2 separate regions of the Homo sapiens genome follow, and region 1 is linked to region 2. The links are chromatin loops, found by intact Hi-C in ENCODE. Cell type or tissue: heart left ventricle. All regions are shown on one strand. Each heading gives the region's core, and the rest is flanking DNA. Links, peaks and the distances in the headings are about the cores only.

Region 1 (10,551 bases), core at 1,254-9,253, 330 kb before region 2:
CAGCCTCCCAAAGTGCTGGCCATCCTGTTGCCTTTAACATGAGCCTCTGGGTTCCCCAACTCCCAGGATGAGACAGCCCTTTCTGTTTCTAAGACGCTAGTCATAGGACACTATATCAGCCTCCAGAATAGAACTAAAATTACTTCTATAGTCCAGTTTTCCTTTAATCTAAGCCAACACCTTCCATATCTAGCCAGTTATCTTTGAAATGTATACTTTTTTTAACCAATGAGGTTTTGGCCAAACAATTAACATCTTGATAAAATATACATATATTTAGAGTAAAAGTTCACATATTCTAAAACAGTAGAAACTTATCTTTACTATTTTCTCTACTGACTACTGATACAACCACATAACCATAGAAGGGAAGTGCAAAGGTTTATAAAGAAAGAAGCTCATGAATTCCAATTCTAAAAAACTGCCTAGAAGCTGACATTGAGTTTCATTCTGCTATTTGATTCTTTCCTATTTTTTTTCAAACCACTAAACAAGCCACTTATTAATACAGTTTCTCCTAATGCCCTAGTACACTACATAATATAACTTTCACAGGATGAAGTCATGTCATTTCCTAGCAGACAGATCTTCGGCAAAACCCCAGGGATGAATCACTCACTGGCCAACCAAACCCACCAGAATCTCCCTACACAGAAGACTCGACTGAGGAAACTAGGAAGGAGCCTGGAGGAGAGGAGGACTCACTCCCTCTGCCACCCCCTTGCTGCCACATACCTACATTAAGGAACAGGCAGGCAGTGTTTGCGCCTCTGACCCCCAAAATGCTAACAGACTTAAGAGCTGGAATCCGTGGGCCCCAAAGAGAGATGCCTGCTCCCCAGGGGGACACAATGATCTACTGGGTGCAAGAAGAAAGTAACAGAGCTTCTATTTGTATTTATTTTTTATAAAGAAATTACAAAGTTAGTTTTTGATATTTGGAATATAGAGGAACACTAGCACATATAAATAACAAATAAACAAACATACATACATGTTGCGGGTGCTTGACTCCCATTAACAGAAGCACACAAACAAAAAAATTTAAAGGCCACTAGCTTGTCCATTTATAACAGCCAGCTTCAAATGCCTGCCTTTGTGTGTGTGTGTGTGTGTGTGTGTGTGTGTGTGTGTGTGTGTGAGAGAGAGAGAGAGAGAGAGAGAGAGAGAGAAAGGGAAAGAGAAATCAACTGCAGCAACAGGCAACAATCTGTAGCTTTGGTGTTTTTATATTTATGAAATGATTTTTGAGAAATAGAAACTTAATCCAATGCCAAGACAAAAATGTTCCTTGTTCCTCCCTAAGACAAAGAACACATGTGTGTGTATGTGGAGGGTGTGTGGCATACACCTGAGTGCACACACCCCTCAGTCAGCTGGCTGCCTGGATCTCAAGGTCATGGTCTAGTCCTCTGTTTCCTGCTGTGAGTCTGAGGACTATTTTCTTTCCTCATTATTTCCTACAACAAACAAGAAGCATCAGGTATTTTGTTTCATCTTCTCTTTCTCACTTGGCCCTTCCTTATCTTCTGTTCTCCAAGTTCAAAATTCAGGAAGCAAAGACTTTGTACAGTCCCTAAAACCGTGTTTCTAAAGACTATTTTAATGACAGGAAAGTACACACGGCAGAAAATTAAATGAAAACACAGAGTATATACACACATTATTCAATAAACATTGATCTATATGCTTTCCACATAGTAATGCTTTAATTCTCACCACTTTATATGTTACTTACTGTGATTAACCCATTTTACAGATGAGGAAACTAAAGCACTCAAGTGAAGCGACTAGCCCAAGCAAGTTCCAGACCTGTTCGCTTGTCCTGAATGCTGCTCTTCTCCAGAGCTAAGCTTCCAGAAGCAAATCCAAGATCCTCAGAGAGAGCCTCAGGGGAAAGCTTTCTGGCTTCTGTTGCCAATGACTCCTTGCCTTTATCTCACTCTGAATCATGAGGCAGCAAATAGTAGAAGGCCCCCAGTACAGGAGTGAAATGCACAGCAATGTGATCTGCAGCAAATCAACTGTCCTCTCTAGCCCTCAGTTTCCCCTCAGTAAAATAAGTATCCTGAACCAGCGTCCTCCAAAATTGAATGCACATTGGTACGTATGTATAGGCATGCCATTTTTTTTTTTCTCAGTTTTCCTTGGATTCTCAAAAGGGTCCATGACTGCATAAAAGGATTAAGATCCAGGAGTCCTGAGGACCTCTAGGATCCCTGCCCAGATCAGGCCAACTAAGTTTGGGCTAGCCATGCCTGTACCCACCCATCTTCATAAGTGTCCAGTTGCTGTCCATTTGCTTGGCAGCCTGGAGAAAGTAGCGCCCGTCAGTCCACATGGCTGCATGCTCTTCTGTGATGATGGCTGTGCCTGAAGCAGGGGAGAAAAAAAAAAGAAGAAGAAAGGTTTCTAACAACTGCTCAGAAGCTGCACAAAATGACAGTAGACAGGCAAGAGCAGTAAGAGGCATCAGCTCCTAGTGGGGCAGATGGGTCCTTGACTCCAAAGAAACCTCTGGGCAAGAGAAGACCACACTACTGAAAACAAGCTGTGTGTCAAGCTCTGAAAGAACAGTCCTGAGACCCAAGCTACCTGGCACTGGTCCCTGCACAAAAAGGACTCCACTTGCACAGTATGAGTCAAGAACAGAGAATGGAGAACTGTAGACCTATGGCCAAAGTGGTCTCGTATAATCAACAAGACACAGGGAGGGATGGTTCCTGCTCAGCAATTACAGCCACTCCTCTGCTCCACCAGACACCCCAGGGGAGCTGTTTCACCTTTCCTGGAGAAAGACCAAGTGGGCCCTATGAGTGTTCCTGCTGTGGTCACTAGCAGGAAGCTTATGCCTCCTACCTTTATCTGCCCTCCGTTCCCACAGGCCTGGCAGAACTTGGGGTTTTGGCAGAGGTGTCAGCCAAAGCCAATCCTAATGCGCCAACCAACACAAGCACTTACGCCAAAGGAAGCAGCATGCTAACCATGAGGGGAGGGGAGCTCCCACCTTGTCCAGCTTGCTTTAGAGAACAAACCTGAAGTGGGGAGTCCACCCTAAAACTCAAAGGCATAATGGTTTTGAGGAACACCAATGCAGCTTAGAGTTAACCTTTGTTATTTAAGCCAAGAGTGAAAACAGAAACCAAAAGCCAAGCACTTGGGAGAATTATCTGGGACCAATAAGCTAAGAGAGGAGGTTCTGAAACTATATTAAAGTCTCATTTCTTATTTGGGGTGCTAGTAACACAGGTATATTCAGTTTAATTGATAGAACTTTTATATGTATGTTATATTCAATAAAAAGTTCAAAAACTTTTTAAAAATAAAAATTGTTAAAACTTTGAAGCAAAGATACAGAGAGGAATAAAAAGGGTTACTGAAAGGTGACCTTGGGGAGCAGGGAAAGACTGGGAACCCACACCTTTCTGCAGAGAGTCAATGTGGAGCATCTGGTTTGCATTTTCTTTTTGCTTCTATATCACAGGCTGAAACTCGGTTCAGTTATTTTTAGGAGGCGAACAAAGGTGCAGCAAGAACAGAGAAAAAGTAGTGACTCACCCGCAGAGCCATCGAATCCAGAGACAAAAGCCCGCCGACAGTCACATGGAGCAATATACTCACTCTGGAAAACAAAGATGACAACAAAGTGGGCCTCGATCAGTCATGAGCAGACTGTTCTGCCTGCTTAGCCTTGTGCTAGGCTCAGCGGGGACTATGAAGACTGGGGAATCCTTGGCCCCCGCCCTCAAGAAGCCAACAGTCTAGCTGAAAACAACAGATTAGCACACACTGCAGAAGATTGAATTAATTAAGGGCAGAGAGAGCTGTTCCCTTTAGCCTCTATTTCCTCATTAGGAGAACCAAAGCACATCAGGAGAAACAGATAAAAACTGCTCTTTCTTCACTGAGATCTTACTCAAAAATCAAACCAATAATAGCCTTCTCCCCTCCTTGCCACTGACATTTAGGCATCTGTTATTTTTCTGAAAAGTAAGGCTGAATTTCTGTGTTAAGCACCAACAATTCCCTAACTTAAGTTTCTGTAGATACTGACTTGTTTCCAAACTTCCTGTTTGGGTCCTCCTCTGAGGTAGCATCACCAATCTCTCCCATGCAGACCCTGTCCCTTCCTGCTACAGAGTGAGCGGAAACGCTTCATCCAATCCAGGAGGCTTCAGCAAAATAAAATGTCATGTCCAAAACCAAGGTCTTCTCAGCTGATAATCCCCTTGCCTCTGTATGGAAGGGGTTAGGGAGTGAAGAAAGTAAGAAATTCTTACGCGTGGGCAAAGGGTACAAGTCAAAGTGTGCAACTTCTGGTAATAGCCAGTGAGGCACAGAGAGTTTAAGTAACTTGCCCCAAATCACACAGCTAATTAAGTAGCAGAGGCAGGATTTGAACCTAAGCAGTCAACTCCAGAGTCTGGACTCTGAAGCCCTATGCCAGGCTGCCAATGCATGACACTTTATCTCTCGCCCTCATCACTCTCTAGGATAAGACCAATAGCAAATGAGAAAACTGAGGTTCAAAGAGAGAATCTTTAAGTAAGCTGCCCACTTACAAGTTAATAGTAGGTCAGGATCCAAAGCCAGGCCTGCCTGAGTACAGAGCTGCTGCTCCTTCTGCAGTTACCAGGATTCTCCCAAGCCAAAGGACCTGGCAAGGTTAAGAAAGTTTAGGGTGGGGAATGGGGCTGCTGGCCAGACCCAAGGCATTTTTAGGACAGTCAACATGATGTAGGGGGAAAAGGCCCTCATGTTCCTTTCCTGCTATATGGTTAAGAACTACCCCTTTCAGCCAGGCACAGTGGCTCATGCCTGTAATCCTAGCACTTTGGGCGGCTGAGGTGGGAGGACTGCTTGAGCCCAGGAACTCGAGACCAGCCTGGGAGCATGGTGAAACCTCATGTCTACAAAAAATACAATAATTAGCCAGGCATGGTGGCACGTGCCTGTAGTCCCAGCTATTTAGGAGGCTGAGGTGGGAGGATAATCTGAGCCCGGGAGGTTGAGGCTGCACAGTGAGGCATGATTGTGCCACTGTATTCCAGCCTAGGCAACAGAGTGAGACCTTGTCTCAAAAAATTAAAACAAAAATTAAAAAAAAAAAAAAAAAGGACTGCCTCTTTCACCAAGGCACCGGCAATCACAGCCTCAAACCAGCCTCCAGGGAGATACTAGAAGGGCCAGCATAGAGAACCACAATGGCAGGATAAAGCAGCTCTGGGCCACCTGCCCACTAGCCCAGGCCCAGCTGCATAGTCTGCAACAAGTCCTGGCAGCTCTCTCAGCCTCATTTCCTCATCTCTAAGACAGGTCATTTCAGATTGCTAAATGCAACAGCAAGCACGTTTTATTCCTAAAGCATAAAGAACATTCGGTCAACAGCACTAAGGAAATAGAAAGAAATGGCCACCAGCATCGTTTAGGAACTGCAGAATCCTCACTTGTTTATTAACCGAGTAATTACTGTGTGCAAGACTTTTTATTAAAAAGTAACAACGGGGGGAAGGGTGGCCCACACATCTCCTAGGACTCTTGTGAGAAACAGTAAGTTAATGTCTTTCAAAACTCACCAGAAACTTGAAAGTGCTGCACATATGCAATGGAAGAGATATTATTAATCTCTTCTTCCTAAACAGTGAGAAGACATCTAAGGGGCTGGGAAAACTAAGTTAAAAATAACTCTTGTGCTAAAAATCACTGCGCACAATGGGGAATACACAGTGAGGGCACTCTCCACCAACATGACGCCACAGGCTTGGGGCTCTTCCACCCGTGACACAGGGTGAAGATACTGGCAAAGACTGGCAGAGAATGCAGTGCAGGTCTGAGCCCGGCTGGACTCTTCCATTCAGGGACATAGTACTCTAGGGATGCCCCACCCCTTTCTGGGCAAGCTTGGGAGAGATGGAAGATCCGCAGGGTTTACCTAGACTTCTCCATCAGCAAAGGCAAGGAAAGAGTTCCTCCAAAGGGAGGTGGAATTAACAGCAAATGGACATGTTTAGTTTGGGATGGAGACAAGGTCTGGGGTAAGAATGTCCAGACATGACCTAAGTGGTCAACATTCCAGAAAGACATTGCTAAGCAAGGCTGGCCACAGCCTCACCTCCACACTGACAGGCTATGCAGAAGCCAGACAAGCACTGGGCCCAGGGCTGTCACTCTCCTTCTCCCAGGCATGAAGCTGGCAACGCCCAGGGGCGGTCTCCTTAGAACACAGCATAGGGCCTAAAATAAACCAAAGCTGTAGCATGCTAGGAAAAAGGCACAAAGAAGCACAGCTGCTGGCTTTTTCTCAAAACCACCCACTTCTCTCCATTTCTAATAGCAGCACTCAGTCCAAGCCTCCATCATCTCTACCTGGACTACCGCCCCTACAATCCACTCTGCACATACACTCAGAGTGAGCTTTTCCAAATATCTAAGATCATGTTAGCAACCTCCTTAAAACCCTCCAATGGCTTCCTATTATATTTAAGATAAAATCCAAACTCTGGCCCAGTCAAGGTACCAGCTGATCTGACTTTGCCAGTCCTCTTGCAGCTCTGCTCCCATTCACCATGCTCCAGACACACCCACCTCCTTTCTGCTCTTTGCATATCCTGAGCTCATTCCTGCCTCAAGGCCTTGGCACATGTGCTTCCTTGTGCCTATAAAAGTATTTCTGATCATGGTATGGCTAGGTCCTTCTCATCATTACATTTGAGATCAAATATCACCTCTACAGAGAGGCCTACCTGTACTACCCAGCTATAATAGCCACCTGGCCACTTTTAAGTCTCTGTATAGCACACACATACTCTAGATATTTGTCTTTTTTTTTTTTTTTTTCTTTTGGAGACAGGATCGCCTTCTGTTACCCTAGCTAGAGTGTGGTGACACAATTATGGCTCATTGTATCCTTGACCTGTCAGGTTCAAGCAATCCTCCCACCTCAATCTTCTCAATAGCTGGGACTACAGCAGGCACACACCTTTTTTTTTTTTTTTTTTGTAGAAACGGGGTTTTACCACGTTGCCAGGCTGGCCTTGAACTTCTGGGCTCAAGTGATCAGCCTGCCTCAGCCTCCCAAAGTGCTAGGATTACAGGCAAGAGCCACCATGCTGGGCAATGTTTCTCTTCTTAATGAACTTTTTATATGTTTATTGTCTTGTTCCTCAACCCCCATCTTAACCCCAAGCATATAAGTTCCATGAGATCAGGGTATCTGTCCTGTCCCTGCACTCAGCACAGGTGACTAGATCCTCAACCCACATTTGTATTATAAATGAACAAGCAGAAAGAGACATGAAGCTTTTCCCTACATCCAGTTAAAACCTCAACCATATCTACGAAGATGGACGAAGGGACCATGAGCCAAGGAATGCAGGTGGCCTCCAGAAACTGGAAAAGGCAAGGAAATGGACTCTCCCTGGAGCCTGCAGAAGTAACATAGCCCTGCTGACCCATTTTAGACTTCAGACTTCCAGAACCATAAGAGAATAAATTTGTTTTAAGTCACTGTGGTAATTTGTTATAGCAGTGATAGGAAACTAATACATTATCTAATGGGGAAAAGATCGTAAGGGATTATAAATGGGGTTTCAAATTCAAATACCTCAGGGTACAGGACAAAGGATATCTTTTCTAAAGACAGCAGCTCCTACTCAGCTCTGATTTCTGAAATGCAGGCCACATGTTGCTAACCTTCAATATTTCAGAAGAAGCCAGAAATATGGGTTCATGAGAAATTACCCAATTTTTAAATGTTGGCATCTAATTCCAACAATATAAACAATACATAGCCAAATAAAGCATCTGTAAACTACAAAAAAAAAAAAAGCTAGTCATCTCTCAAAAATCTGGTTCAAGTGCTCCCTTTTCCATGAAGCTTCCTGACCCACTTCAGCTTTCAGAGGCTCCCACATTTCTGAATTTTACAGGACCATCCATGTTGGCACTTATCCATACCCTACCTTGGATAATGCTGACAAATAATGTTAGCTAAGATTATTTAGTCTGTATTGTTTATTATTGTCTCAACACCTACTAGTCAATAACTGTATTCATTTCCTCTCATTCTAATCCTCACAGCAGCCCTGGAAGGTATCATCCCTCGCTAATCTACAGATGAAAAAAATGAAGCTTAGAGAAATAACTAACTTCCCCAAGGTAACACCACAGTAAATGGCAGAACCAAGATCTGAACTCAGGTCTGACTTTTTTTTTTTTTAAGATGGGGTCTTGCTTTGTCGCCTGGGCTGGAGTGCAGTGGCGCAATCTAGGCTCACTACAACCTCCACCTCCCAGGTTCACGCGATTCTCATGCCTCAGTCTCCCAAGTAGCTGGGATTACAGGCGCCCACCACCACACCCAGCTAATTTTGGTATTTTTAGTAGAGACAGGGTTTTGCCATGTTGGTCAGGCTGGTCTCGAACTCCTGACCTCAAGTGATCCGCCTGCCTCGACCTCCCAAAGTGCTGGGATTATGGACATGAGCCACTGCACCCAGCCTCAGGTCTGACTTTCGAAAGCCCATACCCTTGCAAGCTGCCAAGCAACCTCTTCTACTTTTGTACAGAAGTTGTACACATCTAGTCTCACAATTGGATTATAAATTCTGAGGGAACAAGGAATACGAGGTGTATGCTGCACTTACCTCTACTTTCATCAGCCACAGAATAGACATCTCCTACAACCAGCAGTTAGAACTCTGTTCAAGCCTGGTTCCCCACTTACTAGCTGGGTGAACCTGGGGCTCAACTTCCTCATCTGTAAAATGGGGATGAACATAATGCCCACCTTGAAGGGTTGAGGTGTGACATAAAGCAATTAGCGCATGCCGAACATCTGATGAACTGCAGCACTTATTGCTATGAACTGCACCGAGCTTGACTCTATAGCAAACATAAGAAACTATCTTCTCGAAGTGGACAATCGGCAATAGTAGACAGATATTCCATGAAATATTAACACTAATAAACAGCCATATAAACGATGCTGAACATGCAGTGTGGTATTTGCTATAGTTTAAAGGATGCTCAGATGTGCCTTAGATCCATCAGACCAAGCTCAGAGGTTTGACTGGGCCACCAAGGATAGGCGAAGAGAGCAGGAAAACAGTCCAGAGGGAAAGGTGTGACAAGGCCCAGAAGCAAGAGGCAAGAGGCCTGTCATGAGGCGACACCCAATTAGCCTAATGGCAGGGGCAAGAAGTTCAAGGGAGCAGCTGCAGAGATTTCTGTAAAGGCCGTCTGAAGACAAATAGTCAAAGACCTCAAACACCAGACTAAGAGGCTTGAACTTTATCCTGCAAGTTCTAGAGAGACACTAAAAGTTGAAGAGAGGGTGGTGACATGACCAGAGCTGGGTTTTAAGAAGAGGGATCAACATGGCTGGTCACATGCCGATGGAACTTGCCAAGTAAAGCTGACAGCTGACTGCCAAGATAAGCATGACTAAAGTTACTAGAGTCCACATTAGCGTGACATCTTTCCCCTTCCCTGACCCTCTTCTCCCATCAGCCATGAGCTTGGCACTGTGCCTCAAATATACAAGGTTCTCAAGAAAATTGAAACTGAATGAATAAATGGCCATCGGTCCACAGGAAGTACCAAAAGTTAGACTGTGAATGGAGATGTGGACTCCTTGTTTCCAAATATAAGTTATTGGCATTTTTTTCTCTCCTAAATGAAACCAAGTCAGGGTATGTGGGAAAAACTGACAGTTGTCCAAAGATTTGTGCTCCTTCCTTAGTGTAGAAGAGTCACTGGAAAGTAGCTGCCCAGCCAGGCCTTCATTCCCATGCCTCATTACATTGAGGTGAGGTCACATGACTTATTCTTACCAATGAAATGTGGGTGAGAGGTGATACCTGGGTCGGGGCTCTAACAAATGAGTGTGCCCTGTCCATACTCTGTCCCCTTCCACCAGCTAAAATGGTGGTACTATGGGATGGAAGAGCCTAGATCCCTGAATCACTTTCCCTCAAGGTAGAGGGAAGTCCCCCACCAACCAGGAACACCCACTCTATACTGCTACATGAAATAAGAAATAAGGCTTTACAATACCAGGCCACTGAAACTTCGAGATGTGTTACCACAGCTAGCATTATTCTAACACAACAGATAAAATCACTGTGGGATAAAAATCATTAACCCCACCCCAAGAGAAAGCCTGTTTATGAAATACAAAACAAAACAGGAAGCTGACTCCAGGAGAATGGAGTAGGGTCCAAAGAGTTTAGGAAAATCTGAATCATGTCTTCCAGGAGGAGGAACCACAAACAAAGCCAAAAATTCACATTGGCAGAGTCAGTCCCTGACAAAACATCACCCTTTGACTAAGCCAAGCCCAACAACATAATATGGGGTCTACGGATGAGGAGGATGAGGAATCAAGATTTCTAAAAGGCAGTGCTGGCACAGCTCTGACTCCAACCAAGGATTCTCCTGCTTTGAGGCAAGTGGTGCCCACGAATCCCAATATACGACTAGGATGGTACATGAAAGTATCCAGATTACCAGAGAGAACAGACGATTCCTTGCTATAAAAGTCCCCCAGGG
Region 2 (10,551 bases), core at 1,423-9,422:
TACCAGCATAAATGATTACAGGCACAAATTAAAGAATAAAATGTGTTTACACTAACAAATGTTGAAAAGTATTTGGGAGGCATTTCTAATGAAGAAAACTACTTCGGCACAACAAAGATTGTTTCCTGTGGTGGTCTTTTAATTATAGTGGAAGGGTGAGGTTGGGCCCAAGGTTTGCGGTCATCACCAGGAGTGAAGGAGTTGACTCTGATGGCAACCTTTCCTTGGGGAAGAATGAACCATAAACAGAAAAAAACAGCATTTGGATCCTTTGGGAATGCAACTTCGTCTTGATATTTAAAGGAATGGGCCCCACGGGTTTAAAAAAGCCTGAGTTCTAACCCTTATTCCATCAGTTTGATAGACAGCTGTTGGCCTTGGGCAAGTTACCATACCTCTCTGAGCCTCAGCTTTCTCAAGTGAAAAATGGGGACTGTATTGAGAAACAAGCTTAATGACACAAACTTCTATGACATAAACCTTGAAATGTTATTTGGGGAAATATTCACTTGGCATGGCCCTAGCAAAATCCTCCCAAATACCTTATCAGTAGCACCCTGGTGTCACCCCAAGTGGGGTGCTCCAAAGTAAGCAAGCCGCTTAGATGTGCATGTTAATTGAGTCCTGCAATGCAGATGTCTTCTTGGATCCAAGTTCATGCAAAAAAGAAGGAAAAGGACATTTGAGAGATTAACACATCCATTATAATCACTGAAATAGGCTGCTGTAATAAGGGCCATTTAATAAAATGTAAGAAGCCCTTTTCTAAGAGGGAAGAGATGGGTCAGGATGGAAGTCAAGTGCAGCTGTTTGAGCATTTGCCAGTGGTCTGATCTCACCAGTAAAACTGGAGTTAAAAAGCAACAAACTTCCAGATTCAGCCGTCTCAGATAAACACTGCCTCCCCCTGGCGTTCCCCCCACCCCATGTCCTTTCCCTTTCTCCCCAGCTCGGGCAGCACCTGAGTCGCTTGGTGCGTTTCCGTGTGGTTGGGATGTCAGCCGGCAGCCCTGGCGACAGGAGCCCTGGGAGGCGGCAGCTACCTCTCGGGTTTAGCATTACGTCATCCCTTCTAGACCCAAATTTATCTCGGCTGCACACAGACCCGCAGCTCTGAGCTGCCGCTGACTTGAGGAGAGCTTACGCATGAACTTAGGCAAGGCTGACTCACTGGGCGAGGGAAAGGTTTTCTGCTGTTCTTCACGTTTCTGGGCTCTGGGGGAAGAGGAGGGGAGGAGGCTGCAGTAGTCATTTTGGGATGGGAGATGGAAAAATGTATAACTGTTAACGGTTCTCATTTAAGAGCTTAGAGTTCACCTCCCGTGTCCCCAGTGTTGATTATTTGAAAACGCCCATCCTTAAAGATAATTGCAGAAAACAGTGCCCTACTCAGTAAACACTTTGCAGTTTCAGGGAAGTTCTCCTAAGTGCAAGGTGTCATCAACACAGTAACTTTGGACTTGTAACTTAACCTCATGGCCCCTTCCTCTCTCCCCATCTCGCCTCCCTGAAGAAAAGATACAACACATCAGCCTCCATTGTTTATGAATCTGCAATAAATCACTTGGAAATTGTCACTAAGTAAACTGTGCTGAGAAAGGACCCTTAAGAATTGAGGGCTTTGCCTGCTTCCTTCAGAAGGCAGATTGTCCCCATCCGTGGCTGTGATCGTTATAGGCCTGGGGTATTCTGGGGGACTTTCTCCATTTTCAAATGACTCCCTTGAGAGAGAGATATACTTTAGGGAGAGGACAGAACAGAGACTATGGGTAGGATTCCAGGTTCTTATGTCAGTAGACTTTGGAAGCCTTGCTTTTCCTGTTTCCCCATCTGCATTTGTAGTGCAAACTAGTTCATCGGAACAAAAGAAAGGCTATGGCTGCCTCTGGGTTCCTCCGGGCTGAGACTGTTGCTGAGGGATGGTTTGTGGGTAGCATTACTTTCCTGTGGATAGAGCCCTAAGCTTTGTGCTGGAGAGGCCCTTATAGCTGATGTCCAAGGAAGGACTCCAGGAGGCAGCCAGCGCAGGGAGAAGGAAGTGGCACTTCAATTGCTTTTAGAAAAGGCTGGAGATTTCTGTACATGAACCAGCCCTTAATACTGCCCACCATGATCATCATCTCTCCCCTTCTTCAATGCAGGTGGCCTTTTGGTGAGTCTCGCTCTACTTTCCATGTCCTCATCTCCCTCTTGGCCATGGCTCTAGAAGAAGGGCTCTAGGTTAGTTCACCTGGAGGTCAACTGTGAAAGGCCATGCATAGGCCCCAGGCCTCTTGCATGTAGCCATCTCTTCCTAACCAGCTATGGTTCTGTGACCTCTGGAATTAAAGCCATCTTGAATTCATGTATATTTTCAGTTTGTACTACTTTTCTTGATTGCTTGTCACACAAGTTTACCTCCTATTGAGAAAAGTAGAGTTGTATTTGTCCTGGCCAGGGACACTTTGGGAGGCTGAGGTGGGCGAGTCACGAGGTCAGGAGTTTGAGACCAGTGTGGCCAACATGGTGAAACCCTGTCTCTACGAAAATCAAAAAATTAGCTGGGCGTGGTGGCAGGCGCCTGTAACCCCAGCTACTTGGGAGGCTGTGTCAGGAGAACCCGGGAGGTGGAGGTTGCAATGAGCCGAGATCGCGCCACTGCACTCCAGCTGGGGTGACAGAGTAAGACTCCGTCTCAAAAAATAAATAAATAAATAAATAAAAAATAAATAAATTCTACCCTCAACTAACAGATGTTCTAAATGAATGGTATTTTCTTTAAAATAATCCAGTCCCACCCCTACCCAACATGGCCCTTGTTGAGGGTGAAGGGAGGTTGTTACCAACACCCAGTGGGAAAGTCCAGATCCAAAATGACCTGGGAAAGTCCAGATCCAAAACGACCTAGTCAAGAGCTAAAAGAACAGTCCCTTTTTGAAAGCCTTTACAAAAAAAAAAAAAAGTTCTTCTGTGGCTTGCGAACACCTCTCATTTTGGGTCTGCTTGCATTTGATGGAACGTCTATTTGGTCTTAAATGTGGTGCCAAGTGTAATATTTAAAAGGACTGGCAGAATTTTGCAGCTTGTGACCTCACTGGAGATTTTGTTCACTTTACCAAAAAAAAAGAAAAGAAAAAAGAAAACAAAAGGTATGAGGGAAAGGTAAGAAAACAAAAGGTATGAGGGAAAGGTATATTAAAATGCAGCATGAAGCCGATAACATTTTTAAGAGGGTAAGATTTCCATCTCAAGATGGTATTTTCTGCAGGAGCCAATGGAATGACCACGGGAGGGGGAAACTCCCCCCTCACCAGGAGCTTCCTGTTATTTTGGATGTGATGTCAAGCAGCAGGTTAATATAATTGGGGTGGAAAAAAGTTATGGGTATGTTTGCACGGTTCCCAGCTTGTTCCTAGAGCATTCAAGTACGATTCTCTTGTTCTTCCTCTCCCTAGATCCCTTGTTCCCAACTGGGGGACAGGGGAGGGATTTTGTGCCCCAGGAGATATTTGGCAATGTCTAGAGGCATTTTTGGTTGTCACACCTGAGGGGTGGTGGTGTGCTACTGGCATCTAGTGGGTAGAGGCCAGGGATGCTCCTAAACATCCTGCAAAGCACGGAACAGAGCTCCTGCTCCAAGGAGGAATTACCCAGATCAAAATGTCAATGATGCTAAAGTTGAGAAACCCTGGTCTAGACTTTGAGGATTTTTTAGGTGGAGGACTTAGAAAGAGAGTGGCCATGAATGAGCAGTCAGTGGCTTTTTTTTTTTTTTTTTTTCTTTGAGACTGAGTCTTGCTCTGTTGCCCAGGCTGGAGGCCGGAGTGCAGTGGCGTGATCTCGGCTCACTGCAACCTCCGCCTCCCGGGTTCAAGCGATTCTCGTGCCTCAGCCTCCCGAGTAGCTTGGATTACAGGCACCCGCCACCATGCCCGGCTAATTTTTGTATTTTTAGTAGAGACAGGGTTTCACCATGTTGGCAAAGCTGGTCTCGAACTCCTGACCTCAGGTGATCCGCCCACCTCAGCCTCCCAAAGTGCTGGGATTACAGGCGTGAGCCACTGTGCCCGGCCAGTGGTAGTCTTTTAATGTGGTCTCCGCTCTCTAACTTCCTTTTTAGCTACAGAGGAGAGCATAAGAGAAAACATCATCATCGCTTCTATTTACTGAGTGCCTAGTATATACTAAGTGCTGGAATTATTATATTTAATCTTTGCAAAAAGCACTACTGAATACACAAACCTCGAGAGCAGGTCTGCGTCCGTTTCTCTCTTACTATGCAAACTAAGTCTAGTACAGTGCCTGGCACATGGCACGCCCTCAACGCCGTGGATATGATCATATCCATTTTATACATAAGGAAAATGAGGCTGGAAGAGTTCACACAGGTCTCAGTGTAAGTAGCAGAGTCAGGATTTGAACCAAACTGTTCCGCACCAGGGAGAATTTTCTGGCGTCTAAAAGCACTAGTGAGGAGAGGAGAAAGTTTTAAAAAGTAAGATTAAAGAAAAAAGTAACTACTTGTCTGTGTGGAAGCTGAGGTGGAAGAAGGGCTTCATGGAAACCCTCTCTGATGAAATCATCCCTCGTTTTTGAACAGCAATTTTGGCTTTTCCAGTTTCTGTGTGCGCTGTTGGTGCAGGTGTGTTACTCTTCTTATTTTGCAGATGAGCAAACTGAGGCACATAAGTTACATGAGAAAGTAGGAGATAGAGGACTGGAACATGATACTTCGAATAAAGAATGTCTCAGCCCCTGGGCAACCGCAGGGAGTCGCTGAGAAACAAGTTTCCCCGGGAGTAGACTCCCAGCTCGCTCAAATCCTTCCCATTCCACATCGTGTCTGGAGGGAGGAAAAAAAAATTCTTCCCTCCCAGAAGCAAAGTCCCGCAACTTCTTAGTCTTCCCTAGAGACAGGAAAGGAAACCCAGCGGGACTACACCTTCCGACGACCTTTGCGAATCTTGCGGAACGCAGGCGCCCTGAAACGGCGTGTGCACTACGATTCCCGGCAGCCGCGGGCGGGTGCGGGACTACATTTCCCAGGGGGCAGAGGCAGGGGCGGGAGGGGGCGGGCCCCGGCGCTGCTCCCGCCCCTCCCCCGTGCTCGCGGGGAGAGGTAAACAAACCACGCGCGGGCTGCCCGCGGCACGGCGGGCGCGGCTGGCGCGGCTGGGGCGGCAGGGGCGGCGGAGAGCGCGCCGAGCCGCGGCCGAGCTGGCCCGCCCGCCCGTCGCACATGTTCCGGAACGGCGCCCGGCCGTAGCCGCCTGCGGCGCCTCCTGTCGGCCCGAGAAGGGAGTGCGGAGAGGCGCCGGTCGCCACCCGCGGTGCCCATGGAGCGGGTGAAGATGATCAACGTGCAGCGTCTGCTGGAGGCTGCCGAGTTTTTGGAGCGCCGGGAGCGAGGTAATGGCTGGGCGCCGCTGCGTGAGCCCGAGCGCTACTAATCTTTTTCGGCAGTGCGGTGCGGCCGGTAAGGGAGGGCACGCGTGTGAGGTGCGCGCATGAGGTGAGGTGTGCGCGCATGTGAGGGGAGGGGTGTGCGCGCGTGAGGGTAGAGGAGCGCGCGTGTGTGGGGAGGGGCGTGTGGGGAGGGGAGCGCGCGTGAGGGGAGGGGCGTGTGAGGGAGGGGTGCGCACGCGTGAGGGGAGCGCGCGTGTGAGGGGAGGGGCGTGTGAGGGAGGGGTGCGCGCGTGTGAGGGGAGGGGCGTGTGAGGGAGGGGACGCGCGTGTGAGGAGGGGCGTGTGGGTAGGGGAGCAGGCGTGTAAGGGGGGCGTGTGAGGAGCGCGCGCGTGAGGGGAGGGGCGAGTGAAGGAGGGGAGCGCGCTTGTGATGGGAGGGGCATGTGGGGAAGGGAGCGCGCGTGTGGGAGGGGCGCACGCGTGAGGGGAGGGGCGTATGAGGGAAGGGGAGCGCGCGTGAGGGGAGGGGCGTGCACATGTGAGGGGAGGAGTGTGTGAGGGGAGGGGAGCATGTGAGGGGAGGGGAGCTCGCCTGTGAGGGAGGGGTGCGCGCGTGTGAGGGAGGGGTGCGCGCGTGTGAGGGGAGGGGCGTGTGAGGGGAGGGGAGCGCGCGCGTGAGGGGAGGGGCGCGCGGGTGTGAGGGGAGGGGCGCGCGCGTGTGTGTGAGGGGAGGGGTGAGCGCATGTGAGGGGAGGGGTGCGAGCATGTGAGGGGAGGGGCGTACGCGTGTGGGGAGGGGCGTGTGAGGGGAGGGCCATGCGTGTGTGTGAGGGCAGGGGTGCGCACGTTAGGGGAGGGGCGTGTGAGGAGAGGGGCACGCGCGTGTGTGGGGAGGGTCGCGCGTGTGCGGGGAGGGTCGCGCGTGTGTGAGGGGTGCGCGCGTGGGAGGGATGGTGCGCGGGGGGGAGGGGCGTGTGCGGGAAGGGCGTGCGCGTGTGGGAGGGGCGTGCGCGTGTGGGAGGGGCGGGTGCGGGGAGGGGCGCGCGTGCGTGGGGAGGTGTGTGTGCTGAGATCGTGAGTGGAGGCGTGTGTGAGAGGTCGCGCAGGTGCTGGGGGAGGTGCGAGGGTGCGCACGGAGGGTGGGGCTGTGGGTGTGCGGCGAGCGGGAAGGAGACGGGTGGAGGGAAGTTGGAGAGAGGGCGGTCTGGGGCTGGAGAGAGGGTGACCGTGGAGAAGCTTGGAGGGCCCCGGAGCGGGAGAGGGTGCTGGGAGATAAGAGGAAGGAGGAACACGGATGCTGGGGGGGGTCAGGGGAAGGGACGAGGCCGGGAGAACACTGAGCGGGGGAAAACCGGTGGAGAGGGGCCTTTGAATACCTGCGGGGTGATGAGATGGGGTCCCTTTAGCGGTGGCAGCCCAAGGGGCTGTAGAGATGGCGCAGAAAGACCAGGAACTCGGAGACTGTGGTGTCGAGAGAGAAAATGTCTTTCTAAGACTTGTTCGAAGTACACAAAAATATTGGGCTTAAAGAGACTCTTTAGAACAGAGAGAGTTGAAAGTAAAGGGGAATTTTTGAGGCAAGCGAAGTCAATGAGGTGAATGGTAACTGGTCACAAAATTTTTGTTCTAAAGCATCTGAAATCTCAAGTTCTTGGGAGAGAAGGATTTTGGAAAGGGGGGATAAACTCTTTGGTTTAGAGGAGGTATCAAAACACCTTCCAGCTGGTGGGGTGTCACAGGATTGATGTCCAGGCGAGGGACATTAATTTTCTAACCAAAAAGAGTGGAAACATTTTACCTCTTTTCCTGCTTTCAAAAACCTGTTACTGCAAAGACCTCGGATTTGTGGGTCAATGGATTTGGGTACTATATTCTTCTTACCGTATCTTTTTTTCTTGCTTTCTTCAGAGTGTGAACATGGCTACGCCTCTTCATTCCCGTCCATGCCGAGCCCCCGACTGCAGCATTCAAAGCCCCCACGGAGGTTGAGCCGGGCACAGAAACACAGCAGCGGGAGCAGCAACACCAGCACTGCCAACAGGTAGCAAGCTGGGAACGCTTAGAAGAGGGAACTGGAGGGAAGGAGCACATTTCTCCTGTAATCCCAAGTCTGAAGGAGCAGCACTTGATGGGTTCCTTTACCACTACCCTGGGGATTTGGCCCTTTTAAAATAATGAAGTCTAGAAATCATAACCTGGTTTTGCATGGAAGGAAAGGAATATAATCTGGAAAGACAACCAAAGAAGTTCTTGCTGGGATTATTAAGATGGCTATGCCAAGTTGAGAGACTTGGCAGCATGTGTCCATGCATGCAGCCACCTGCTAAAAGTAATCGTGGGCTGGCTTTCAATATTCTGGCCAAGTTTTGGACAGTCCAAGAAGATTAAAAAAAAAATCAGAAATAGGTCTGGCAGGGTATAAAGCAGAATCAAGGGTTTGTTAAAGGAATAAAAATATTTAGGTAGAATTGGTAGTGAGCGGATGTGGTTATTTGTTTAAGGAGAAAAGGGAAGACCATGCTGTGAAAGTTTTGCCTCTTTAAATGATGAGATCGGATTGGTTGGTGGGCTCTTAAAGCAAAAAGGAAAAAAAAATCTGTTTATCTTTCAAGCAGAATAGATCTTTAAAAATATACTTGTCTAGATGTACTTGGAAAGGCTGGGCCTAGTGGCTTACGCCTGTAATTCCAGCACTTTGGGAGGCTGAGGTGGGAGGATTGCTTGAGCTTAGGAGTTCAAGACCAACCTGGATGACATAGTGAAACTTTGTGTCAAAAAGAGAAAAAAATAGATGTACTAAGATGTAGCTGACTTCCATTTTTGAAAACTTTTGAGTAGTATGTGGCTATCTCTTCGGTGTTTTTATTCTAGGGAGCCAGTGAATTCCTAGGATTCATCTCATAGGAAGTTTTCAAAAGGCCTTTCTTAACAGAAGATTAACAGATGGCTGCCTTTTCCATTGATAAGGGGAATTAAATGAGACCTTTATTTCTGTTTCCCAGAGCTTTGTCTAGAGAATATAATAAACATTCATTTTGAGGAGGACAGAGCAATCCCTGGGTAACCAAATTTCCCTGAAGGCTTTGGGGAGCTTCAGTCAGGTGGTTGGTTAGTCATTTGGGACAGCAGATTGGGTCAGAATGGGGCTCTTGATTCAGAAAGCCTGAGGCTTCTACAGATAATAATTGGAACTCATGAGGTTGGATCATCCCACTCTGTATTTCAGACATCACCGAGGAAAAACTAGGATTCACTTTTCTCCTTTGACTTCTCTATAGAGCTGCACGTTTCCTTTTTTAGCTTCTTTTCATTAAGACTACTATATAGTTTTTAAACTTAATTTCTTAAGTTATAAAAATAATTAACCATAAGCTTGATGTACTATCTGTGTTGTGTGTGGGTCTAGAGATTTTGTTGTAGTATGGTGTATTTGAGATGAAAATATGTAGTATGATATACAGCATTTTAAAAAATGTACATTTGCTTGCCCTTACGGTTTCAGTGTTTAAGCTATCAAGAATTAAGACCTATTCAGGAATTTATGTGTCTTTCAATCCACATAGATTAAAAAACTTTTTTTTTTCAACTTGGAGACATAGGAAGAGTACACATAGGAAACTAGACCTGGGTTCTGTCGTGCTGCAAGTATTTAAGCCTTTCCTATTTTCTAGAAATTAGGTATATAATTTCAGTACATTTCCCATCCCTTACTGTATTCATCTGTAAAATAAGATGCATTAGAGTCTCACCAAGGTCCCTCCTTCTCCTGAACTTCTATGACTCTGATTTATTGACAGTTTTAGAGATTGGTTACTATATTAGTAATTTAGTATGTCTCCCATCATTGCAGATGTGACATTTTTAGGAACTCAAGGATTATAGAGGCATAAATAAGATGCACATTCCTAAGTTTTATCAATTATGTTACCGGTCATTAATAAGAAACTCTTAGTCATCTGTTGACTTACGCTTTGCTCAGCTTGGGGTTTGGGCTAAGTGATGTTTCTCTTTCATGCTAGTGTCTCTGTTAGGATTCTAATATTATGTGTGGGACCACAGTGCTAATTACTGTGTTTTAGCATAGCATGTCGGAAAATTTGTAAAACTGCAAGCATGCCATATTGTTCTGATAGTGCCCAAAGGAGAATATGTGTACATTAGACCACCTAAAACAGGAGAAGATACTTTTTTTATGGGAATATAAGTAGCAAGAAAGAGAGAGAGAGAGAAAAATATATTTTAGAATATATTATCTCAAGATCCACCAATGTGTGGGTTTTGGGCTGGGGCTTATGAGAGAGAACTAGTATGTTAAAATGAAACACTAGAAATTATTTCTCCTTTGCCACTTATTTAAAATGCCTGCTTCATGGAAGTAAGGAGAGCTGAGGTAGAAATTCCAATACTGGGGTATTTGGACAATAGTGTTGGTCCATTTGAAAGAGGACACTGTAGGCTTCTTCTTAATTTTAAGTTTACTATTGGATTTTAATGAGATTTTATTATGCTGGTTACATAAAGCAGAAAGTTAGAAGACTTACAGAAATTTCCATGTATTTATCATCTGAAACAAGGAAAGGAATGGACTTCATAAGTATATATGTCTTATTTTTTCCTGATCAAAAAGCTACTAGTGTGGAAGTAGCTGTTATTTTATTACTATACATCTTGAACACTGATGTATGTTATAAAATGACATTTGTTTCTCTGACATCGTAGCATCTTTAAGATATAATGGTGATTGACTATTTTACCCCTGATATTCTCAGGTATTATATGATATGCCTGATAAAATGTTACTTTAGGCAGGGTGCAGTGGCTCACGCCTGTAATTCCAGCACTTTGGGAGGCTGAGGTAGGTGGATTGCCTGAGGTCAGGAGTTCGAGACCAGCCTGGCCAACATGATGAAACCCTGTCTCTACTAAAAATACAGAAATTAGCCAGGTGTGGTAGTGTGTGCCTGTAATCTCTGCTACTTGGGAGGCTGAGACAGGATAATTGCTGGAACTTGGGAGGCGGAGGTTGCAGTGAGCTGAGATTGCATCACTGCATTCCAGCCTGGGCAACAGAGTGATAATCCACCCCCCCCCCCTCAAAAAAGTAACTTTATAAATTTATGCTGAAAGTAGTTAACTCCTAATATTATAAATTCCTATTCCCCTTTC

What was found. Peaks named below come from ENCODE experiments on the same cell type or tissue, not always from the same donor. Only the 100,000 strongest peaks of a DNase experiment are listed, where the experiment ranks them.
Region 1: it touches region 2 in a loop (3.0-fold over the local background); 38 of 110 quality-filtered maps call a loop at or near these places.

The regions. Positions count from the first base shown.
Region 1 is chr10:109,889,454-109,900,004 of GRCh38, forward strand. It overlaps XPNPEP1 (X-prolyl aminopeptidase 1), which reads right to left. Exons shown (of 21, transcript NM_020383.4): 4 at 3,559-3,622; 5 at 2,269-2,373. Among named protein-coding and RNA genes, the nearest start is that of XPNPEP1, 29 kb to the right of the region's middle. RefSeq lists an enhancer at 2,676-2,735. In heart left ventricle, for the core only: no CTCF peak of the experiment used is centred there; DNase peaks (open chromatin) are centred at 5,228, 5,798 and 6,168; H3K4me3 peaks cover 385 bases; H3K27ac peaks cover 6,337 bases.
Region 2 is chr10:110,220,896-110,231,446 of GRCh38, forward strand. MXI1 (MAX interactor 1, dimerization protein) reads left to right here. Exons shown (of 6, transcript NM_130439.3): 2 at 7,294-7,426. It overlaps LOC105378480 (a long non-coding RNA gene), which reads right to left and starts at 1,032. Exons shown (of 2, transcript XR_946315.4): 1 at 962-1,032; 2 at 1-639. RefSeq lists enhancers at 4,850-4,909, 5,510-5,579 and silencers at 5,020-5,179, 6,480-6,549. In heart left ventricle, for the core only: a CTCF peak has its summit at 5,297 (motif pointing left); DNase peaks (open chromatin) are centred at 5,006, 5,366, 5,836 and 6,436; H3K4me3 peaks cover 3,266 bases; H3K27ac peaks cover 3,343 bases.